Regions from separate parts of the Homo sapiens genome. Here regions 1, 2, 3, 4, 5 and 6 are each linked to region 7. A link is a contact called in ENCODE Hi-C or POLR2A ChIA-PET data. All regions are on one chromosome and are shown on one strand. Each heading gives the region's core, a stretch centred on a gene start or an enhancer-like site at or near the end of the contact. The rest is flanking DNA. Distances are from core to core; before and after follow the strand shown.

Region 1 (3,136 bases), core at 79-2,578, 520 kb after region 7:
GGACTATAGCTGTTCTAATGGATTATAATCAGAATGGAAGAGAGAAAGCATATTGACTTTTTTTGAGCGACATCTCTGACTTTCTTTAGTCTTTAGCTATTACTGGATCTCTTAAGACAGCATGTGTTAATCTTAATGTATATCGTTATCACTGTGCAGTTGCTGTTTACTTGAATAGTATTGTGTTCCTATATTCCAGGTTTAAGTAGATTTCATGCCTGGGTGGCCAAACAACAGTCTTCATTTTTTTTAATTGAAAAGAAGTAGTGTCTGGATCAGTAAAATTATACTGTGTGTGAGTGTGAATATAAATGTGTGTATGTGTGTTTCTGTCCTGTAACTGTTACAGTAATGTCATAAAGTGAGAAAACTGTGACCAAGTATAAACTTTTACCACTTGCTGCACTCTTGCACATGGATTCAGTTTCTAAAATTGAGTTCTTCCTGTAATCTTGTTGATAAAAATACTGACTCCAACCATTCAAAAATTTCACCCCATCCCTCCTTAAGAGATTGGATCAAGTATTACTAAATTGACCTTTAGGTATTACACAAGACCAGTGCTTAGCAAAAAATAATGACAGGCATCCAAGGAAGGGATGTATTTGTAGTGTTATTGCCAGGAAAGGAGAGTACTTTGGTTTCTGAGCACCGAATATTGAGCAATATGTCAGTCACTAAAAGGAAGACAGTTCTACAGAAAAACAATGGTAACATTTTTCAATAGCGTGTGTAGATAGTATGCACTATATACATCACGTTAAAGTAGGACTATCACACCCAGCCCATGTGGCTAAAAAAGCTGAATCAGACAGTGGATGAGACACACAACGGCAGTGAAGAACCGATACACTTGGCATTGACGTCTAGCTATGCTGTATCTGTGCTTTGCCCACATGCCCTTGGTGACAGCTGAGCACCCAGCTCTGTCTTGGTAGGTTTGGGCTAAGGAACAAATCTCTCCTTTGCTCGTGGTTAGCAAGATACACTCAAGCATGAAGATAAACACAGCTGCTTTCTTCTTACACCCCGGTCTCATGCTCCTTAATGGCGCCATGGGTGCTTGTTGGGCCTTTTTCCAGTAAGGAATGATATTGCTGAAGAATCTACTTAACCCTGACAAATTTTAATTATAATCTCTTCTTATACAGATAAAACATGACTCCTACAAGGCCCCAAGGTTTACATAGTCTGAAGTGAAGTACAGAGCTGGCATCTATCTGGTGATTTCTAGCTCTCGAGATACCCAAGCAGCCTGATGGGGCAGTTCCCCTTCTTACGGTTCACGCTCTAAGGCAGGATGTGGCTTATGAGATACTTTGCATTGTCTGTCTGCACACCTTGAATCTGCCTGCTGGCTCCCTTACTTTACCTCTCTGTCATGTGCAGATGAAGGCTCAGGGTGCTAGAGGATTAGTAAGATCTCTTTCTAAAGACAGGAGAGATTATTTACAAGAAGAACTCACCAGGGTTTAGTTTGCATTTAAGAATTGCCAGTCTTTTGTCCTGCATCATCTTGAACATTAATCCACATGTTTCAGAGCTCACCAGGCAGTACCAATGCTCTTTTCACAGCTATGAAGAGCTAGAGAAATTCTTGTTATGGTAGAAAAATTTCACGATTCATTTTTGAAACTGCATTTGTGCGTATGCAGTGTAGATTTTATAGTGTGTTGTGCTTTCAAGATCTAAATCATATATAATAAATTAAGGGACAATGGGGCTGACAGCACTAAACTTGGTGCTTATTGATATTCTAAGAAATATCTGTGAAATATCATCACGTATGTTATACAACCTTCATTTAAAAAGGTTTAAAACTAGTTAGATTCACTTTGACACTTTTCATATCATTTCTTAACCCAAGTGACGAAAACATTGTCCCCAATGAATATACTCATTAGAATTACCATTTGTTAATATCACTCATTAATTAACCCCATAATTAGATCCATTAATTTAAATGATTTAAATTTAAGTAAGTTTTATAAGGTCTGACATCAGAGGTATCTTACTTTCCTCTGAGGATGATGTACTTGCCCTGACCATGCATTTTACCATCACACATGTTCAGAAAGGGCCAAATTCCCAACCTGCTCATTTTTTTTTTATCAGAGTCATGATGAATCAGTCCTAGAATGTTTCATTTGCACAAGTAGGGCTGCCTCCAAGAGGAACCTCTGATTTATTTTGTATGAAATATATGTGAAAGGATATGAATCTGAGAGATGCTGTAGACATCTGTCCTACACTTGAGATGATTTCCAAGCCTCTCTGGCACTTTGAGTTAAGTCTATCTGGTATTAAATGCCAAGGACCTTTTGCTGCCTAAATCCACTCTGCAGGAAATAGGCCCAACCACCAGATGAGAATTAGGCCCTGGATGAGTAGCGCTATAGTTACTGTCCTGTTGATTAATTTCTGCCATTTCATGTCCATAAAAGAGACCACCCATATCATGCACACAATTAGATTTCTCACACTCTAACTGTATATTTGTATGATATTTTAAAATCTCCTAAATGCTGGGCAATGGCTATTAACAATTAATTGTCTTGCACTGGCCTTCTGATGAAATGTTAACAATGCCTATTGTAATATAGAAAAAAACATTCTATCTACTGATTTGGGCTGAATGTATGTAAATAGGTTTCTAAAAAGTCAGATGTTTGAGCAGTGGCCTACAAATCAGTAATTTTCGGATGGGAGAGTTTCTTTACATTGCCGTGGCATCTTAAAAGCTATCTTCATGTAAATTGACTGTACTAGGCCTACTGGGGATCAGAGTTCCCAAGAAAGGAAACCTTTTCTTGTATCTGGATTCAAATTTATTTCCAATGTTTCAAGCGGGAAACATGACTCTTTATTGTCTGTAAATCTAACATTATTACTTTTCCTCTTAGAAGAATATTGTATTGTTAGATGTTTGTTGAGCTGGTAACATCGTTGCAACCACTGCAATATCTTCGTTAGTAATCTGTATAATACTTTGTATACAAGTACTGGTAAGATTGTTATTAAATGTAGCTTCAGTCATTAAATTACTATAGCAAAGTAGTACTTCTTCTGTAATATTTACAATGTATTAAGCCCACAGTATATTTTATTTCAATGTAATTAAACTGTTAACTTATTC
Region 2 (3,175 bases), core at 624-3,123, 760 kb after region 7:
CTCAGCTTACCCACCAGCTACAACTTGTCACAAACTGACACATAACCTGGCTCTCTATCCATCTCCATTGGTTTTTACACTCACTGAGGAAGCATCATGGTATACCAGAAAGTCTAGGCTTTGGATCAAACATATTTGGATGTCAATTCCAGCTCCTGGATCCAAACATATTTGGATTTAAATTCCTTGAGTAAATTACCCCCATCTTCAAATCTGTTTCCTCAATTAGAAAGGGCTGTTAGGAAGAGGCAATGCAAAACGAGCACTTAGTGTGCTGTGCCAGGCACATACTAAGCGTGTAAAGGATGTTAGCTATTATTATTGTAATTTACTTCATAGGGATGCTGTGCGGAATTAAATGAGATGACATCTGTGGAAGGCCAGGCCCATTTGGAAGAGCTCAAAAAACACTAGCTCCTTTCCTCTTAAGAACAATTAAGTTCTTTCCAAATCTGCTTAGGTTTCAGGTGAAGACCTTGGATTTGAATCCAAGGTGCTTCCCTGCAGCCACTTAACGATACACACCTCTCCCTGTGCCTGCAGCCCCATAGGGGGAGCATCCTAAACACCTTTATGACATCTTTCCCCCTCCCCACCTTAAGTCCAGTTCTGTTGGGTCTTCTTCACCTCACTGTCTGGCCCTCTCTTCGAATACTGAAATGTTTTCCCAATGTCTTCCCTCCTGATTTCTAGGTTGGATCATAAACCTTGCCCTTAGCCCACCCACTCCTGTTTCCTCCTCTACTGCTCTGTTCTCTCCCGTCCATCCCTGAGGGGCTCATTACCCAAGCACCATTTACAATGACAAAGCAAATGCACTGCATTTAGATTGATTTTTGTCTTAGTCAAACTGGGGTACATTTGTAATACAGAAAAGGATTGGTGTGTTTCATCACAAGGAATTAAAGCTATTATCTCACAAATCTGATTGATGTGAGCAGCCAAAACAAATATGTTGAGTAATTTCTTCCCTTACTAACTAGTTCTTTGCTTGAATCTTCCAGTTAATAGTTACGCCTGGCAAATTCTCAAATGGTATATATTATATTCATCCCAGCACTTGCGTTCTGTTTTGGATATGATTTTGAAAGAAGACATCTTAGAGAGTAAATTCTTGAGGAAAGGACATAAATAGATAAATACCAGATATAAATAGATAAACATGAATAAAAATGCATATTTCAGAAACATTGTAAAAAATAACAATAATAATAATAATATAATGGCTGTAATTTTTCAAACATCCTCAGACCACAAAGGTAATGCAGAGGGAAAATAGGCGTATTTGTTTTCCTCTTGCCTTATGGCTGAAAGAGCAAAGCATGCATGATTTTTATGACCTGGCTAGTGATGTGTCCCTTCAGGGAGCTATTAACTCTATCCTTGTAGATGGTGCCTGATCCCCTTCAAAATTAGAAATTGCTTAAAACCAGAAAAAAAAAAAGCATTTCATTCCTAAATAGGCCATTAGTGATATTGGATAGTTTGTTATGCTGTAATGCAATATTGAAATTCCTAGAGGCAATGGATTTTCAGTAGTGAATTAAAAAGACCAAACTAAACCAAGTATTTGAGGAATGAGTGAAAAGAATCTTGGGTAGCTAACTATTTTATAGGTTGTGTGTCAGCAAGTGACCTTTTGAAAATAAAATTATTAACTCTCCCCAGAGAACTAAATGCAAATTGAGCCCAGCTGGATTGTGTGGTAGGTATGAAAACATATCTATTTTGATGCAGGGGAGCAGGGGGTGGACATATATGTCACGAAATGTCAGAATAATGACCATCACCCTCAACAGAAAGTAAGTGGACTAAAAATAGCAACATACAGTTTTGGTTCTTAAAAATTATCAGCAAAGATGCAAAGGGTAATGACAGCAGATGTGTACAGCAGGGTTTTAACCTGAGTATGTGCCTGGACATGCTGTGCTGCCTCACTGCACAGCTAATACAACCTTTGACAACCTTTTCCCAGGAATGCAGAAGTCCAAGAATAATGCACATAAACTAAATAGCATCATTTCGTAGCATAAGTTAAAGGGAAGCTAATTTACTGGCTGCATGTTACAATAGATAAAATGAATTTCATTGTCTCCATGCCTGTACCTATCATCAGGCTTAATGTAAATACCCCTTTGAAGGACTATAGCTATCAGACGTGACATTAGAGTGATTCACAAACAGCTCTAATTACATAAGTACAAAACTATATTGTACTTACAGGCTTGCAGATACTAACTAATTTCTCATCATTTGCATCCAAAAACCCTGGTAAATTCCCTTTTCCTGAATATAGTATCTAAATTTTAAATGTGTAGGAAAAGTCACTATTCTACTAAGTGTATCTTTCAATAGATACTTAATTTCCTTTCTGAAGTTACTGTAATTATTTCAGGAATTGAGCCTTTTTGTCCTAGAATTTTTGTTCTCATCAGGATAGACAAGCTCTCCAAGGACACGCTGATATTTCTCCTGGCTAACCTCTGGGGACATTATCAATGCATGGTACAGTAAGTTAATATTTCACCAAAGGTTAAAAAAAATAGAAGAATACAATTTGAGGAGAGGGGATTGTTAAGAATCATATTCAGGTTAAAATATTACATTCATAGGAACTTTAAAAATTTTAAATCAATATAGATGATTTCAACACAGTATATAAATCAAAGCCCTCCTATTTATTCCCTGGCCTGATTGATAGGGTTTCTCTATTAAAATTGCCCATTCCATCCCAAATATGGATAATATATAATTTGAAGTTGAAATCAGGTCCCTTGAGTTTCTTGAGATTGGATAAATGTCTGCAAACATCAACAAACAGGCCTTAAAGTAAGGCAGTAATCTATAAACCATCCTGATGACTTGTCAATAGGAGGAGGGAGACAGGATGAGACTGTAAACTCAGCAACCTCTTCCTGACCTTAACCCTCCCCCAACCTCTGAAAAGTAATGAGGACTGTTCCTTGAGCCTTTGTTTGAGGAAGCTGAGAATAAGAATTGTGAGCTCCTGTATTCCCACAGAGACTTAAAGTATCCACAACCCCTTCAGTTCAAAATTGCTTTATATTTGGTGACCTGAGGTTCAAGTAGATAAGTTTTGCTACATTCAAGAATGCAGAAATAATTCACCCTGTCACTGCACTGAGCAAGACAACCAACCAGGGCTGGTGTGGCC
Region 3 (3,202 bases), core at 690-3,189, 870 kb after region 7:
GGAATAATATATATCCATGAAAATGGACATGACACAGCTCCATGTGACCACATAGATGTATTTAACAGGCATAATAATGGATGAAAGAAGCCAGGAGTAAAATAATAAATGCTACATAATCTCATTTATATAAATTTAAAAACATGCAAGACTAAATTATAATGTTTCTAGGGTGAATAGTTAGGCAGCAAAAGCATAAAAGAGAAGCAAAGAAACAATTACATTAAAATCAGGGAGGACAAGGGCTTCACTCCTTCAGAAGAAACTAAAAGACTTTCTGTGAAAAAAAATTAATGATACCCAATGTTAGCAAAGATGTAGGAAAAGAGGCATTCTTGTACAATTCTAGTGGGAGGGTGAATTGGTACATCATTTCCATTACTTTTGTAACCTAACTATTCACCTAGAAACACTGTAATTTAGCCTTGAGTGTTTTGAAATTTATATAAATGGGCTCATACAGCAAGTTGGCAATGTGAATTAAATGTCTTATAAAAATGCACGCTGGTTGATCCACGAATTTCCTTTTGATCTCAAGGAAGTTATCAGCTGGGTACTTCAAGATCTATACACAAACCTGTTCATTTCAACATTATTTATAAAAATGGTTTCTAGTAGCACACCCAGATATTTGGATCTTACCAAATACCTTGCAGCAGAGCTATATGGAGATGCAAATATTTTCACCAAATATTATTGAAAACATTTCTCATGTGGTCCATTTTTAATTATAGAAAGCATAAATACATATTTAAATGTGTTGTAGGATATTTCACAAAATGTTAACATGACCCTGGGCAAGGAAAAATCATGGGTGATATATTTTTCATCAATAGTCTGTATTTTATGTATTTTTTCCCAAAAATGGACATGCATTTTAACTGTATAAAAAATTCAAGGCCGGGCACAGTGGCTCATGACTGTAATCCCAGCACTTTGGGAGGCTGAGGGGGGTGGATCACCTGAGGTCAGGACTTCGAGACCAGCCTGGCCAACATGGTGAAACCCCATCTCTACCAAAAATACAAAATTAGCCGGACATGGTGGTGCGTGCCTGTAAACCCAGCTACTCAGGAGGCTGAGGGAGAAGAATCATTTGGACCCAGGAGGTGGAGGTTGCAGTGAGTCGAGATCATGCCATTGCACTCCAGCCTGGGCAAAAAGCGAATCTCCACTTTAAAAAAATAATAATAAATATAAATAAATACATACATACATACACATCTTTAAATGGAAGAAAAAGTAAAATCGGGGCAGAGTGGGGGTGTGACAGGGAAGGGGTGTATGGAGGAGGGATGTGTTCTGGGAGCTAGAGATGCTCTATTCTTGATCAGAATGATAGTCATCAGGGTGTTCCCTTCATTCTGCTGTACATTTATTCTCTAATCTTTTCAGTCACTCTACCATATTTCACAACTTTTAAAAAGGGGAGGGGGTTAAAAAAAGAAAAGTCTGAGAATTTTAACACAAGCTAGGGGAAACTGTAGTTTCAAAGAAAAAAAAAAAAAAGGAAGAAGAAGAAAAGCCTGTTCAGTTGCTGCAATGCCTAATAAAGCTGCAAATACAGCCCAAACCCACAGGCTGTCAGATTCACAAAGTGTGAATGTAATGTAGGCAGGGGAGATGAAGCATTGAGTTATGTTTCTCACTCACACACACACACACACACACACACACACACATGAAAATCTGTCCTTCTGGCCGCCCACCCTTCACCTAATCAGCACCAGTCTAGGCTGCTCAGTGGTGTGTATTCTCACCAAGGTGCTGCCCAGAAGATCCACCTTGCTCAGGGAAGCGTAGTTGGTCCTGTTCCCTTTCACTTTTGCTGGTGCCAGAAATCCTGACAGAAGCAACAGTCTCTATGGTGCCAGAAGAGGAGGCTGTAGCGCTGCCTGGAGACAAACCCTTGCAGAATATATGCTTCCAATTGGAACATGTTGCTTTTAGAGCCTCAGGGCCCTGCAAGGGCAGGATGTGCCGCTCTGATTCCCAGTGTGTGACAGCAGGGGATTCCTCCCAGTTATTCTCAGAGTCAGGCTGTGGTTTGTACTTTCTTTTTTTTTTAGAGACGGAGTCTCGCTCTGTTGCCCAGGCTGGAGTGGTGCAGTGGTGCGATCTCGGCTCACTGCAACCTCCGCCTCCCGGTTTCAAGTAATTCTCCTGCCTCAGCCTCCTGAGTAGCTGGGACTACAGGCACACGCCGCCATGCCCGGCTAGTTTCTCTTGTCTTTTAGTAGAGAGGGGGTTTCACCATGTTGCTCAGGCTGGTCTCAAAACCCTGAGCTCAGGCAATCCGCCCACCTCGGCCTCCCAAAGTGCTAGGATTAGAGGTGTGAGCCACTGCACCCGGCCGGTTTGTACTTTCTATCAGATCATTCAACTAAACTTTGTGACACCGCAGATAAAACAAAGCAGATTAATGTCGCTGATCCAAAGAGCCAGGTTCTGCTGCACTTGGACCCAATGGGACCCGAAGAGGCTTCGGCTCTCCAGCAAAGATTGGGGGAGCCAGGTTTGTCCTCACCCGTAGTTCAGGGATGGTGTTGGGTAATTTTGATAAAGTACCCCTTCCTCATAGAAGCAAAAACTCCTTTCTGTTATTTTTTCTTTTAACTTCCAAATTAAAGACACCAACATGTTGTAACAAACAACATAGAACATCCTTTAATCCAGTAAGGGGCACTGCCAACCATGAAGAAGGTCAGTTCACAAGCAGACACATAGGGCATAGACATGGCCTTCCCGTTGCAATCTTGGTTCCACCTCTCATGGTACCTCACGCTCTCTGTCTTGTGTTGTAACTATCTGTGCACTTACCATTGACTTTATCTCCTCCATTACTGGGCTGCAGGCTCCCAGAGGACATAATCCGTGTACAATGGATTTACCTTTGTTTCCTCCCTGCCTGGCATAATGCCTTGTAGTCAGTAGCTCCTCCAAATGTTTGTAGAGAAGAAGAAAGGGAATTAGCATGCCTTAATCTCTAAGCTGTACCAGTTACTATACATATGCTTAATGTATATGATCATATTTAACTCGTAAAACCAGCCTCCAAGGTGTTATTATTACCATTTTATAGAAATGGTAAAGAAACGGAGGCTCAAAAAAGTTAGATGCCTGCTTAAGATCACTGAGCCAGTTAGAGTGAGAGATGGACTTGAGTCTAGAACTGTCCCTCTGCCAAATTCCTGCTCTTATT
Region 4 (3,516 bases), core at 802-3,301, 940 kb after region 7:
CATTAATGTGACCAAATTGGCTGGGCACAGTGGCTCACACCTGTAATCCCAGCACTTTGGGAGTTTGAGGCTGGTGGATCACCTGAGGTCAGGAGTTTGAGACCAGCCTGGCTAACATGGTGAAACCCGTCTCTACTAAAAATACAAAAAATTAGCTGGGCCTGGTGATGGTGATGGGCACCTGTAATCCCAGCTACTCAGAAGGCTGAGGCAGGAGAATCACTTGACCCCGGGAAGTGGAGGTTGCAGTGAGCTGAGATTGTGCCACTGCATCCAGCCTAGGCAACAAGAGCAAAACTCCATCTCAAAAAAAAAAAAAGTGACCAAATTTATATCTACAGGCTGGGGAAACATGATGAACAAGAAAAATAAATCACTTTTTTTTTTTCTCTAGACGGAGTCTTGCTGTGTTGCCCAGGCTGGAGTGCAATGGCGTGATATCAACTCACTGTAACCTCCACCTCCCGAGTTCAAGTGATCCTCCTGCCTCAGCCTCCCAAGTAGCTGGGATTACAGGCGCCAGCCAGTGCACCCAGCTAATTTTTGTATTTCTATTAGAGATGAGGTTTCACCATGTTGGCCAGGCTGGTTTCAAACTCCTGACCTCGTGATCTGCCTGTCAGCCTCCCAAAGTGCTGGGATTACAGGCGTGAGCCACCATGGCTGGCCAATAAATCACTTTTAAGACTTTTTTTTTTTTTGAGATGCAGTCTCACTCTGTCACCCAGGCTGGAGTGCAATGGCACAATCTTGGCTCACTGCAACCTCCGCCTCCTGGGTTCAAGCGATTCTCCCACCTCAGCTTCCCAAATAGTTGGGATTACCGGCACCCGCCATCATGCCTGGCTAATTTTTTGGTATTTTTGTGGAGATGGGGATTTCACCATGTTGGCCAGGCTGGTCTTGAACTCCTGATCTCAGGTGATTCTCCCACCTCAGCCTCCCAAAGTGCTGAGATTACAGGCGTGAGTCACCGTGCCCGGCCCACTTTTGTCTTTCAGCCTAATGTAAAATCATGAATATAGGTATATTGTTCAAGATTTTTGGTTGTGGCTGGGCATGGTGGCTGACGCCGGTAATCCCAGCACTTTGGGAGGCCGAGGTGGGTGGATCACCTGAAGTCAGGAGTTCGAGACCAGCCTGACCAACATGGTGAAACCCAGTATCTACTAAAAATAAAAAAATTAGCCTGGTGTGGTGGTGTGCACCTGTGGTCCCAGCTACTCAGGAGCCTGAAGCAGGATAATCGCTTGAACCCGTGAGGCAGAGGCTGCAGTGAGCCAGGATCGCACCACTGCCCTCCAGCCTGGGTGACAGAGAGAGACTCTGTCTCAAAAAAAAAAAAAAAGATTTTTGGTTGCAAACAACAGAATCCACTCTTGCTAGTTTAAAAATAAAATGAACCGGGCGTGGTGGCTCACGCCTGTAATCCCAGCACTTTGGGAGGCCGAGGTGGGCGGATCATCTGAGGTCAGGAGTTCAAAACCAGCCCGGTCAACATGGTGAAACCCCATCTCTACTACAAATACAAAAAATAAGCTGGGCGTGGTGGCTTGTGCCTGTAGTCCTAGCTACTCAGGAGCCCAAGGCAGGAGAATCACTTGAACCAGAGAGGCAGAAGTTGCAGTGAGCTGACATCACGCCACTGTACTCCAACCTGGGTGACGGAGTGAGACTCCGTCTCAAAAAAAAAAAAAAGAAGGAAAATAAAATAAATTGAAAGTATTAAAGGGTATTAGATAGCACATAGACTGTCTGGAAGGGCCAGAGAATCATGTTCTGGGCTACTTGGCAGGAAGTTATATCCAAATCATACTGCTGGACTGTTATAGAAGAGAACGCCGCTGGCGTTGGCACTGTGGCTGCACTAACTCTCTGCTGGGGATACCAACACTGGTGCTGGGCCATTTCTGTGCCACTGGCAAGCTCCATAGCTTCACCAGAAAACAGATTCTGCATGACACCTGCTTTCTCATGGTTTTTTCTTCTGCATTCAGTGTTGCATGGCTACATCTGATTGCAGAAACTAGGTCACATGCTTGCATCTTGGCCGCAAATAAGACTAGAATAGAGAGTTCTAGTTTCACCTTGAAAAACAGAACTCAAAATATAGAAATTCCCTTGATATTGGAAGGGCTTTTAAGAGATGATAAGAAGCCACAAACATAAAAAGTGTCTGCTAGGGCAGGCACAAAATGATTAGGCCACCAAACCCTTGAAAAGCAGCAGGAGGCCTCTGTTTGCAAGGAGACTTCTGTTCATGATTGGAACAGAAAACAGCCATAAAAGGATTTTTCTGTAACAAAAAAAAAGTCTTGCAGGAGGCACTCAATCTATAAATTGTTTTTTTCCCACCAAATGCAAGGAGAGATTCAAGGTCTCTCCCTCACACCTTGGCTTTGGCAGGTATTCCCAGAAGCTTTGCAGACATTATTAGCACACTGGAGGACAGTCATATCTCCACCTTGACACAGATTTGGAAAAGAGTAGGCAGAAAAAAAATGAAAGCAATTTAAATGTAGTTCTTAACATTTGTGTGGTGCAAAGCAAAAGATCTCCATACCAGAGTTTAAGTAACTGCAGACAGAGAGACTGAGAACTCTATAATCAGTGGGTCCCATCAGTTGAGAGTGCTATGGACCAGCACAGAAGTAGATCAGCAAAAGGCACAGAATCTGGACAATATAGGAACAAATTCTGGAACTGAACTAGGACAGTGACATTACCTTAGCCAAAATCCTCTAAGGCAGAAATGCTCAATAGATTTTATCTTACGTACCAAGATCTATGGTTGTGGCAACCTCAGTTACCTTGTTAAAGACTACCAAGAGGCTGGGTGTGGTGGCTTACGCCTGTAATCCCAGCATTTTGGGACGCCGAGGCGGGCAGATCACCTGAGGTCGGGAGTTTGAGACCAGCCTGACAAAATGGAGAAACCCCGTCTCTACTAAAAATACAAAATTAGCTGGGTGTGATGGCGCATGCCTGTAATCCCAGCTACTCAGGAGGCTGAAGCAGGAGAATCGCTTGAACCCAGGAGGTGGAGGTTGTGGTGAGCGGAGATCACGCCATTGCACTCCAGACTCCAGCCTGGGCAACAAGAGCGAAACTCTGTCTCAAAAAAAAAAAAAAAAAGACCACCAAGAAAAATGTCCTTATGTAAACCCATTTTCACATGGTTGATACTTATAAGGTTGATACTTACAATTTCGTATTCTACCTTTTTCCTCATTCATTGAATCAAAAACGTCTTTTCATGTTGTTTAATCTTGTTAATTATCCCTTTTAACATCTGCATAGTATTCCACCAGCTGATGCACTCTAATTTACTCAACTATTTCTCCATTATTTTATACTAGGATTAGCTCTAATAATTTGAGAAAGATAAGTAGAATTTTTAAAATAAATTCTTTCTGTTATTCTAAAGAGATTAGCACAGAAATAGTACCTGAGCTTTTCACGGATATGGTCATGTCAACCTTGGGCCTATAGAGATTCCACAAGTACCTTTAAAGG
Region 5 (3,051 bases), core at 145-2,644, 740 kb after region 7:
TATTTGTGACCTCATCTCAGGTGGACAATGACCTAGCCAAGGTGGCTCTCATAATCCTTCAGTCACAACTCAGAGAATGGAGTGACTGCACAAAGGACCCAGTGGTGACTGGCAGAACCGGTACTGTGAATCAGCTGTCTTTGAGCCTGGAATTATATTCTTCTGGAAATGCCTCTCTTTACCCAGGCCAGGCAGTTCCCAAACAATTCCCCAAAAGACGCCAGATTTGTGAACAGATATTGGTTGACTAAAACATGTTCCCCCTACAGGAAAAACAACTCCAAGTGCATGCCTTAATGACAGTGCTTCTGCAGTGTCCCCGCTGTACCTGGGGACAACATACTATCCACAATGGATAGTATGTACTGAATACCTACTTTGTGCAAGGGACTAAGCTGACAACTCTGTATACAAGAGCTCATTTAATCTTATTATTATTCCTGTTTTATACAAGGTTAAGTAACTTGCCCAAAGTCACAGCCAGAACTGGGACTTAAACCCAGATCACTCAACTCCAGAATCCATGTTTCATGACTATTTTCCTAACCACTGTTTTTCACTGCCTCTCCTTGAGGGAAATAAATCAGTGGGCCCTGGTATCTGAGAAACGCCACCACAAGACAGCCAACCTCAGCGCTTTGTGGATTTCTCTAATTCTAATTTCTAGTCCCTGTTTTTGTCACCTGTGTGAGTGGTAACGGCCTGAAGCACTGGTATTACTAAGACAGGTCCCCCATCCCCTAAGCAATCTTGAGGGCTGTGACGAACTATAGATAAATGAGGGTAGGTTGAGCACTTCGAATTGGAACGCATGAAATTGGTTGGATTTGTAATCAGATGAGAGAAAGCAAAGGCTTTAGGAAAGCCCACTTTTCCCCGTAGTCCCTTCTCATGGCCATGAGGCATCATCAACTCTTAATGGAAAGGGTATAAATGCTGGAGTTGGGCAGACCTCAGGTCAAGCCCTGGCTCCACTCCTGGCCAGCTGAGTGACTTGGGCCAGGTAACTTCATCTCCCTGAGCCTCAGTCTCCTCATGTGTAAAGTATGTGCACCAGTAGCTAGCAGAGGGCTGGGAACACGGATGGAGATGATCCACAGGAAGCACCTGGCACTATGTCTGGCACGTGGGAAAGGATCAAGTACATATTAGCTAAAAATAAAACTGAGAGCATGGTTTCAGGGCCGTTGGGGATTCCCCAGTCACCAGACTGTGACCATCTGCCCCGATGCTGCATGTGGGATCCTCCAGATCCTACACTGGCGTTGCATCCCTGTGTCTGGCAGGACAGGTGGCTTTTCCTAGCCACCTCAGGAGAGTACATTTGTCACCACGGATGCAAACCCTGGAAGCCAGTGCAAGCTGCTTGCTACAGCACTGGTGTGGCCAGGCCCCTGCTCTGCCAGAACTTGCTTCTAGTGAGAAACCTCATTTCTCACCCCATGGTCAGGTGGACTGTGGTGGGAGGAAGAGGTTGGGAGCAGAAAAGGTGACAGTTCTGGTCTCAGAGTTGATGGCTTCAGATCCCGCAGGGGTTCAGATGCCTTCAGATTTATAGGCCCATAACAGCAGAAAGCTGCCTCCTGGCTGAGCCTGGTGCTGCTTTTGGGCCCGGGGGGCTCCTGGCTGATACTGTTTGTGAACCTCTTTATCTCTCTAATGCCATGTTCTCTAAATCTTGGTATTAGAACGATGAGAAAGGGCGGAGGAGGGTGATTCATGCCCTGGTTACACTGACAACGAAATTCATCGAAATCAAATTTCTCCTAAGCATGCTAACAACATCCCGGCTGGTGCCTGCCTCGGCTGTAGGTCTGGGTTTGTTTGGTTTCTACAACAATTTTTCTTTTTAATGTCATTATTTTTATTATTTCGCCTAATGTTTTTATAATGTGCTTACTGTGGAGGTTGTTCCACAGAGCCCGCCAGCTCTCTGGGGATAGGGTGGGCCACGCTTGGTAACCCCAAAGGCTGCTGTTTTGCACAACCCTCCAATCACTGAAGGAAATAGAGTCTTCACCCTCCCCACTTCCCTAGACCTGTCTTGACAAGGAATCAAACACTAACCATAGAATTACTAACCTGTTCAACCCCAGTCTGAGCAAAGCTCCAATATTAACTGATGAACCCAACCAACCCTCCCCTTCTTCCACCCACCTTTTATTCTCCCAGTTAAGCATCTCTGGTTGCATCAGTCCTTTTTTCTATGTCATGGCTTCTGGCTCCACTTCTGCCATCCTGCCCTGGAACATCATCCCCTGCCCTATTTGCCCATATCCCTCTTAAATGTGACATTGATTAAGGGATGAATAAATGATACCACATCCATATTTCTGGAACATTAAGCATTTTAAAATTAATTTTGGAGAGGTGTCAATGATGTATCCTTAAGTGAAGAAAGATGGAGAAAATGGGTTTGTCCACTTTATGAAAAACCAAAAATCCCAACAAAAATCTTATATACTTGTGGGTTTGTTTTGATATGTTTGTCTCAGCATGAGTAACAGCACAGAAGGATACACACCAAGTTGTTAACATGTGTTATCTGTTTTGGGGGATGTTAGAAGGAAGAATTTTTTTTAATATACCTATAATGTTTCATTACCTGCAGTTAACTCTTGTTACTCTGATTTATTTATTTATTTATTTATTTTTGAGACAGGGTCTCACTCTGTCACCCAGACTGGAGTGCAGTGGAGCAATCTCAACTTAGCAGAACCTCAGCCTCCTGGGGCCAAGCAATCTTCCCATCTTAGCCTCCCAAGTAGATGGGACTATAGGTGTGCCATCACACCTGGCTAAATTTTTTTGGTATTTTTTGTAGAGATGGGGTTTCACCATGTTGCCCAGGCTGGTCTCAAACCCCTGGGCTCAAGCAATCCACTCACTGCAGCCTCCCAAAGTGCTGGGATTGCAAGTGTGAGCCATCACGCCTGGCCTCTGATAATTTTTAAGGAAGAATTTAAAATTGTTTTCAATCCATCAATCATCAATCAATCAATAACATGTTTGTATTTTTATCTTCAATGTGATAGACACTCGGAGTCCTGC
Region 6 (3,255 bases), core at 31-2,530, 830 kb after region 7:
TGAGACCAGCCTGACCAAGATGGAGAAACCCCGTCTCTACTAAAAATACAAAAAGTAGCCAGGTGTGGTGGTGGGCACTTGTAATCCCAGCTACTCAGGAGTCTGAGGCAGGAGAATCACTTGAACCTGGGAGGCAGAGGGTGCAGTGAGCCAAGATCATGCCACTGCACTCCAGCCTAGGTGACAGAACGAGACTCTGTCTCAACAAAAAAAAAAAGAAAAGAAAAGAAAAATAATCTAACCGGAATAGCCAATAAACCCTGGAAAGTGTTCCCTTGGAAGGTTTTGAAATCTCCCTTCTTGGATATCTTTTATAATCTTCCTACAGCTCTTAATATTAGGTTGGTATAAAGTAATGGCAAAATCTGCAATTACTTTTGCACCAATCCAATACTGTTTTTTTGAAATATCTAAAAAGTTCAAATTTTAAACTATAAACCTTCAAATAGCCCAAAGCCCAAATAACAGAGATGAAACTTGATTCTGACGACTTTGGTGAGCCATGAGACTCTAGGGTCATGAGAACGGGGCCAATTGCCAACAGGCCACCAGAAGAGAAAGTGGTTTACCTAGCTGAGTATCTCCCATTCTTGGCCAAAAAGGAGGCTGAGACACTCTGGGGCCTGAAAAATTGGAATTTCTATGTGCAGTAAATCCTTCTGTTCCCTGGCACCCTTTAGCAGATTGATCTGCCTGTATATTGATGTTTTGGGTGCCATCCTGACCTTTGGAAAGGATGTCAATAGTTGGGGGTTAGTCCAATAGATGAGAGTGTTCTGGAACTGGCAGCTTTCTTTTGTGTGACTGGAGCCTCTGGAACTGGAGGCAGCAAAGGTAGCTGACAATGTAATTTATCTACATTTCACCTGGAAACAGTAACATGTCTTTGAGCTCCCTGGAGACCCTAGTCTGGAAAAAGGCCCAAGATACCTGTCAGACCAAACAATGCCTATCATATTTTATTACATGGCATGAAACGTAAGACTTTATGCTCCATTAGCAGAAGGTTTCATTTTCACTCCAGGAAGGTAGTTCAACATTACAACATCTTATCTTGTTCTTTCTTGTGTTTTTAATATAAACGGCCTTAAAATTTCCCACTTCATCCCCTACACCCACTGCCCCAGGCATCTAGAAGCTATATTATCAGATTTTACAGTCTGAGATAATGTGTCATTGTGAGATTCCCAATATATACGTGGTGTGTATTTTTTAAAAAAAATAAAACTACGGCCTGATAAAAAGAAGAAGTTTGCTCTCTAGTGGCTGACTTATAAAAGGCTCTGAAAACCACACAATAGGTTATCTTAGAAAAGGAGGACGTCTAACAGCGATATCTATGTAACAAGGTCTGAGTAATCATTTTGTTTTTATTGATTTTTTAAATTTTCTTTACACTGAAAAACTACATGATAGCAACTATTTGTGGATAGCTTTTCCTATTAAAAAATTTTATATCATTAAGCTAATTTCAATTCTAAATTCTGAGAGCAGCAATTAGGTTTCTGGTGTTATATTAGCCTACCGTACCTTTAGAAAGCTCTATGGATTGGTTTAATACTGTATCATTAATGTCTATTACAGACACATTGCTAAATAATATAATATCATTAGAGCTTTTTAAGCCATTTTTAGCTCTTTGCAGAAAGATTATATAAATTCAGAGAGAAACAGTATAATTATGAATATGATCCTAATTAATATCATTTTATTATTCCTTTTTCTACAGAAACTAAATTTATAAAATTTTACTATGATATGAATTATAAAGCAAGGAAAAGATTTATCCTGGGTGCTTTTCTTTTTAGCTCCCCCTTCCCCACTCTGTTTTACTTTCCCATTTTATTCTCCCACAAATCCATTCCTTTCTCCCCAAGTCTATACTATTTTTTTCACTCTCTTCAGTATCCTTCATCAGATAGTAGAAAACTGACAACATCACTGGTCCCTGAAGTTCCAGCCTTTGTTTCAAAAAAAAAAAAAAGAAGAAGAGGTTACCTAGGAAGTTTTCTACCTCCTGCACAGTAACAAATACTTTAAGGAATTTTCAGATCCATAAATATTTTTATTCTTACTTTATCTGTGGGAAAGAAACCATATAGCATAAAAGAGGCTTGAGCTTTTCAGGAGGTCAGTACTACAGCGGAAATAATGCACTAAAGAATGCAAAGAAGAGGGTTTTATGGGCTCAGGGACGCGGACATGGGGCAGTGCAAAAGGTTATTAAGAAAGGGAGTGATGCAATCTGATTTACATTTTTGAAAATTATTCTGGATGCTGTGTGGAGGAAGTACCATAACAAGCACAACAGTAGAAACAGGGAAACTTCTTTGGAAATGACTGTAGTCTTACAGGCAATAAAATATAGTTGCATGGACAAGGGTGATAACAGTAGTATTGTAAAAAGGGAATGGGGCCAGGTGCGGCAGCTCAAGCTTGTAGTCTCAGCACTTTGGGAGGCTGAAGCAGGTGGATCACTTGAGCCCAGGAGTTCAAGACCAGCCTGGGCAACAGAGAGAAACCCCATCTCGACAAAACACAAAAAAATTATCCAGGCATGGTGGTGGGCCCCTGTAGTCCCAGATACTCAGGAGGCTGAGGCAGGAGGATTGCTCAAGCCCAGGAGGTGGAGGTTGCAGGGAGCCAAGATCTCGCCACTGCACTCCAGCCTGGGTGATGGGAGTGAAACTCTGTCTCAAAAATAAATAAATAAAGGAATGAATTTCCAATTTATTTTAGAAGTATAAATGGTAACAGATTAGAGGTGGGCATGGAGTGTGACTTTTGACTGAGCTACTAAGTGGATGCAATACCACTTACCGGAATTAGAAAGGCTGTGAGGAAGGCATGTTGGGAGGGGGTGGCAGTGAGAATAATTTCTGTTTGTGTTGCTCATGGCTCAGTTTGCTATGTCTATTCAGGAGAAGATGTCAGGAGACATCTGCACAAACAAGATCTCTTCTTGTTAGAAATCTGGAGATTAGGGGAGAGGTTAGGGCTATTGATTTATACTTAGAAGTCTTCAAGGCCAGGTGCAGTGAATCAGGCCTGTAATCTCAGCACTTTGGGAGGCCAAAGTGGGAAGATCACCTGAGCCCTGGAGTTTGAGGCTGCAGTGAGCTGTGATAGCGTCACTGCACTCTAGCCTGGGTGACAGAGAGAGACCCTGTCTCAAAAGAAGAGGAAGAGGAGGAGGAGGAAGAAGGAGGAGGAGGAGGAGGAGGGAGGAGGAGGAAGAAGGAGGAGGAGGAGGAG
Region 7 (3,325 bases), core at 184-2,683:
TAGCTGGATCCTCACATACTCTTGGGGGTTCTGATAATCAGCTGGAACATGCTCTTCCAGCCACTTAGTTGCTACCTCGAGCACTCTCCTCCCTCATCCGTGTTAAAGAGGTACATGAGCAACTGGTGGCAATCAGCCCAAGTGGGGTTATGAGTTTGGATAATAGTTTGGAGCAAGTCAATCAGAGCTTGCAGCTTTTCTGTATAGGATGGGATGTTATTTTTCCAGTTGAGGAGATCGGCAGAGGTAAAAGGTTGGTACACAAAGGCACCCCTACCATATGCCCCTCCTCATTTACCCCAGTATACCGTTGCTCTCTTAGGGGCATTTGTGTCCCAGTTTTAGGTTGCAAGCAAGCTGCCAAGGGAGGGGTTTCTCCCAAGCTTCATATCCTCTTTTGTCTATTTTAGGTGGCCTTGGGGTGTGCACACCTTGCAGAGGCTCAGGGGCTGTGGGCTTCGATGTGGGGAGCCTCTCTTCTTGGTAAGGAGGGGCACCATTGGTGCCATTTCTGCCATGCATCCTCTGATGTGGGGTCGGACAGAACCGTAGGAGCTGACTTCCCTCGGCGGGTGGAGCAAGACTTTTCCTTGGCTATCTGTCCCTTTGCTACTAGTACTGCTGCAGCCTGTCCTCTTAGCCACTGTGAGGGGTCTAAAACTAGCTGCAACCAAGTATCTATGTATGGTAACTGGTCTGGGTGTCCTGATTTATCAGTTACTTTGTGCCATACCTTTGAAACTAGGGACCTGTCTAGGCTTCCTTCTGATGGCCATCTCACCTCTAATGCTGGATAGTCTATCTCACATAAAGCCTTAAGCTTTCCAGGTGTCATAGCAATTCCATAGTCCCCATTGAATCCTTTCTTGAAATTCTTTAACATAGTTCCTAACAGGGTAGGCTTACTTTGTATTTTACACATTTTCCTCTCTCAGGAGACAAAACAACACTCTTACCACAAAGGGGGAAGGGAAAAAGGGGCAAAAGGTCACTCACTCACCAAGCAATTCACACTAAAATCAAAGTATGGATAAGGAATTACTCATTCATCAAGCAATTTGAGCCAAGTCAGAGCCGAAATCATAGCCAGAACAGTTCAAATCCAAAAGTCAATAGTGAAATCTAAACCAAAACAGTTCAAATCTAGTCAAAATGAAAACCAAAACCAAAGTGCCAAGAAAGCCATGCTGTGGGTGATCAGCCCACACTTCCACTCAGATGGAGTGGGCCAGTTCCAAGGCCAGTCTTACCATGTTCCAGATGTCCAGACTCCAATCGCCGATTCCTTCCCGGTGTTCAACCGCTGTGTTAATTCTCCACGGGGGTCTGCCGCACACTGCTGTGGCAAGGCATTTGACCAGGGCAATTGCCTACGCGAGAGTGCTCCCAGGATCTGCTTTGCTTAAGCTCGCCGGAGTCCTCCCCAGGGATGCTCCACAGGGCAGGCCTAAGCCGCCTAAGAGGCTGCCTCAACTGTCCACTAATCACCTCGCTTCCAGGTCAGGGAACCAAGAAATGTAGCAGGAATGGTTGCAGACAAAACCTCTCGGACACTGGTTTTATGAAGGAAGAGGCTTTAATCAGCTGGGAGCATTGGTAGACTCGCATCTCATGATCTGAGCTCCCCAAAGTAAAGATTCCTGTCCCTTTTAAGGGCTTACAACTCTGAGGGGTCCATGTGAAAGGGTCATGATACATTGTGCAAGTGGGGGCTACGTGACTGAGAGCTACATGCATCAGTGATGGGGGCTAGCAGAACAGAACAGAAAGTTTCAGAAGTCTTCCTCATACAATGTCTGGAATCCACAAGCGGTTAGGTCAGGAGTTGATGTTTAACTACCAGGCACGGTTCTTGGCACCAAGCCATCTGGCTATTGATCTCACTTCTTCTTTTAACCTTTTGCTTTCTCATGAAATAGGAGACAATGGGAGAGGTGGTCTACTTCCTTAAAGGTGTGTTTCCTCTATGCCGATTTTGCCTAGGGTTGTAATCACAAGGAATGCTAGATTTTGTCAAATGCTTTTTCTGGATCCATTGATATGGTTTTTGTTTTTAATTCTGTTTATGTGGTGTATCACATTTATTAACTTGCATATGTTAAACCAACCCTGCATCTCTGGTATGAAAGCCACTTGAAAGTGATGTATTACCTTTTAAATATGCTGTTGGATTCAGTTACACAGTATTTTGTTGAGGATTTTTTGCATCTGTGTTCATCAGAGATATTGGTCTATAGTTTTCTTTTTTGTTATGTCCTTCCCTGGTTTTAATATTAGGGCAATAATGGTTTCAGGGAATGATTTAGGGAGGATTCCCTCTTTATCTTTTGGAATAGTTTCAGTAGGATTGGTACCAACTCTTTGAATATGTGATAGAATTTAGCTGTGAATCCATCTGGTCCTGGACTTTTTTTGTTGGCAATTTTTTTTATTACTATATCAATCTCACTACTTGTTATTGGTCTGTTCAGAGTTTCTGTTTCTTCCTGGTTTAATCTAGGAGGGTTGTATATTTCCAGGAATTTATCCCTCTCCTCTAGGTTTTCTAGTTTGTGTGCCTGAAGTTATTCATAGTAGCATTGAATGATTTTTTTGTATTTCTGTGGTATCAGTTGTAGTATCTCCCATTTCATTTCTACTTGAGCTTGTTTGATTCTTCTCTCTTTCTTCTTTTTTGGTTAATCTCACTAACGGTCTGTCAATTTTTTTTAACCTTTTCAAGGAACCAGCATTTCGTTTTATTTATCTTTTGTATTGCTTTTTGTTTGTTTCAATTTCGTTTAGTTCTGCTCTGATCTTTGTTATTTCTTTTCTGCAGGGTTTGGGTTTGGTTTGTTGTTGTTTCTCTAGTTTCTTGGGGTGCGAGTTTAGATTGTCTGTTTGTGCTCTTTCAGACTTTTTGATGTAGGCGTTTAATGCTATGAACTTTCCTCTTAGTACCGCTTTTGCTGTATCCCAGAGGTTTTGATAGGTTGTGTCACTATCATCATTCAATTCAAAGAACTTTTTAATTTCCATCTTGATTTCATTGTTGACCCAAAGATCATTCAGGAGTAGATAATTTAATTTCTATGTATTTGTATGGTTTGGAGGGTTCCTTTTGGAGTTAATTTTCAATTTTATTCCACTGTGGTCTGAGAAAGTACTTGATATAATTTCAGTTATCTTAAATTTATTGAGACTTGTTTTGTGACCTATCTTATGGTCTGTCTTGGAGAATGTTACATGTGCTGATGAAAAGAATGTATATTCTGCAGTTGTTGGGTAGAATGTTGTGTAAATATCTGTTAAGTCCATTTGTTCTAGGGTATAGTTTAAGTCCATT

Evidence for each region. Hi-C counts contacts between places; a loop is a spot of excess contacts on that map. ChIA-PET counts read pairs that join two places held with the same protein, here RNA polymerase II (POLR2A). Pooled maps may share reads with other maps.
Region 1: a loop to region 7 is called in a map with no recorded cell type, with 2.8 times the contacts of the local background. The contact joins two enhancer-like sites. A Hi-C loop is called at or near these places in 2 of 37 single-sample maps with no recorded cell type and 4 of 50 pooled maps.
Region 2: a loop to region 7 is called in a pooled map, with 14 times the contacts of the local background. The contact joins two enhancer-like sites. A Hi-C loop is called at or near these places in 2 of 37 single-sample maps with no recorded cell type and 4 of 50 pooled maps. POLR2A ChIA-PET finds 5 or more read pairs at or near these places in 2 of 52 experiments (OCI-LY7 and activated T-cell).
Region 3: a pooled map shows a loop between it and region 7 (3-fold over the local background). The contact joins two enhancer-like sites. A Hi-C loop is called at or near these places in 1 of 37 single-sample maps with no recorded cell type and 3 of 50 pooled maps. POLR2A ChIA-PET finds 5 or more read pairs at or near these places in 2 of 52 experiments (OCI-LY7 and activated CD4-positive, alpha-beta T cell).
Region 4: a loop to region 7 is called in a pooled map, with 2.8 times the contacts of the local background. The contact joins two enhancer-like sites. A Hi-C loop is called at or near these places in 2 of 37 single-sample maps with no recorded cell type and 2 of 50 pooled maps.
Region 5: a loop to region 7 is called in a map with no recorded cell type, with 7 times the contacts of the local background. The contact joins two enhancer-like sites. A Hi-C loop is called at or near these places in 1 of 168 maps with a recorded cell type or tissue (GM12878), 29 of 37 single-sample maps with no recorded cell type and 5 of 50 pooled maps.
Region 6: a loop to region 7 is called in a pooled map, with 3 times the contacts of the local background. The contact joins two enhancer-like sites. A Hi-C loop is called at or near these places in 2 of 37 single-sample maps with no recorded cell type and 2 of 50 pooled maps.

The regions. Positions count from the first base shown.
Region 1 is chr6:88,139,948-88,143,083 of GRCh38, reverse strand. It overlaps CNR1 (cannabinoid receptor 1), which reads left to right. Exons shown (of 2, transcript NM_016083.6): 2 at 1-3,136. Among named protein-coding and RNA genes, the nearest start is that of CNR1, 25 kb to the left of the region's middle. RefSeq lists a silencer at 1,257-1,416. Within about 2 kb of position 1,328, at least 4 of the 41 ENCODE cell types and tissues checked have a DNase peak (open chromatin) inside an H3K27ac peak, as active enhancers do.
Region 2 is chr6:87,903,994-87,907,168 of GRCh38, reverse strand. The region is part of intron 2 of LOC101928911 (a long non-coding RNA gene); the gene reads right to left. Among named protein-coding and RNA genes, the nearest start is that of SPACA1, 140 kb to the left of the region's middle. RefSeq lists an enhancer at 1,716-1,965. Within about 2 kb of position 1,873, at least 2 of the 41 ENCODE cell types and tissues checked have a DNase peak (open chromatin) inside an H3K27ac peak, as active enhancers do.
Region 3 is chr6:87,795,389-87,798,590 of GRCh38, reverse strand. All of the region lies in intron 2 of LOC101928911 (a long non-coding RNA gene), which reads right to left. Among named protein-coding and RNA genes, the nearest start is that of AKIRIN2, 95 kb to the right of the region's middle. RefSeq lists enhancers at 1,665-1,764, 1,719-2,218, 2,219-2,720. Within about 2 kb of position 1,939, at least 5 of the 41 ENCODE cell types and tissues checked have a DNase peak (open chromatin) inside an H3K27ac peak, as active enhancers do.
Region 4 is chr6:87,724,131-87,727,646 of GRCh38, reverse strand. No RefSeq gene overlaps it. Among named protein-coding and RNA genes, the nearest start is that of AKIRIN2, 24 kb to the right of the region's middle. RefSeq lists enhancers at 1,762-1,821, 2,512-2,621. Within about 2 kb of position 2,051, at least 5 of the 41 ENCODE cell types and tissues checked have a DNase peak (open chromatin) inside an H3K27ac peak, as active enhancers do.
Region 5 is chr6:87,923,899-87,926,949 of GRCh38, reverse strand. No RefSeq gene overlaps it. Among named protein-coding and RNA genes, the nearest start is that of SPACA1, 120 kb to the left of the region's middle. RefSeq lists enhancers at 1,240-1,429, 615-1,704. Within about 2 kb of position 1,394, at least 5 of the 41 ENCODE cell types and tissues checked have a DNase peak (open chromatin) inside an H3K27ac peak, as active enhancers do; they include GM12878, where a contact is called at or near this core.
Region 6 is chr6:87,830,141-87,833,395 of GRCh38, reverse strand. All of the region lies in intron 2 of LOC101928911 (a long non-coding RNA gene), which reads right to left. Among named protein-coding and RNA genes, the nearest start is that of AKIRIN2, 130 kb to the right of the region's middle. Within about 2 kb of position 1,280, at least 7 of the 41 ENCODE cell types and tissues checked have a DNase peak (open chromatin) inside an H3K27ac peak, as active enhancers do.
Region 7 is chr6:88,660,784-88,664,108 of GRCh38, reverse strand. All of the region lies in intron 14 of RNGTT (RNA guanylyltransferase and 5'-phosphatase), which reads left to right. Among named protein-coding and RNA genes, the nearest start is that of RNGTT, 300 kb to the left of the region's middle. Within about 2 kb of position 1,433, at least 2 of the 41 ENCODE cell types and tissues checked have a DNase peak (open chromatin) inside an H3K27ac peak, as active enhancers do; they include GM12878, where a contact is called at or near this core.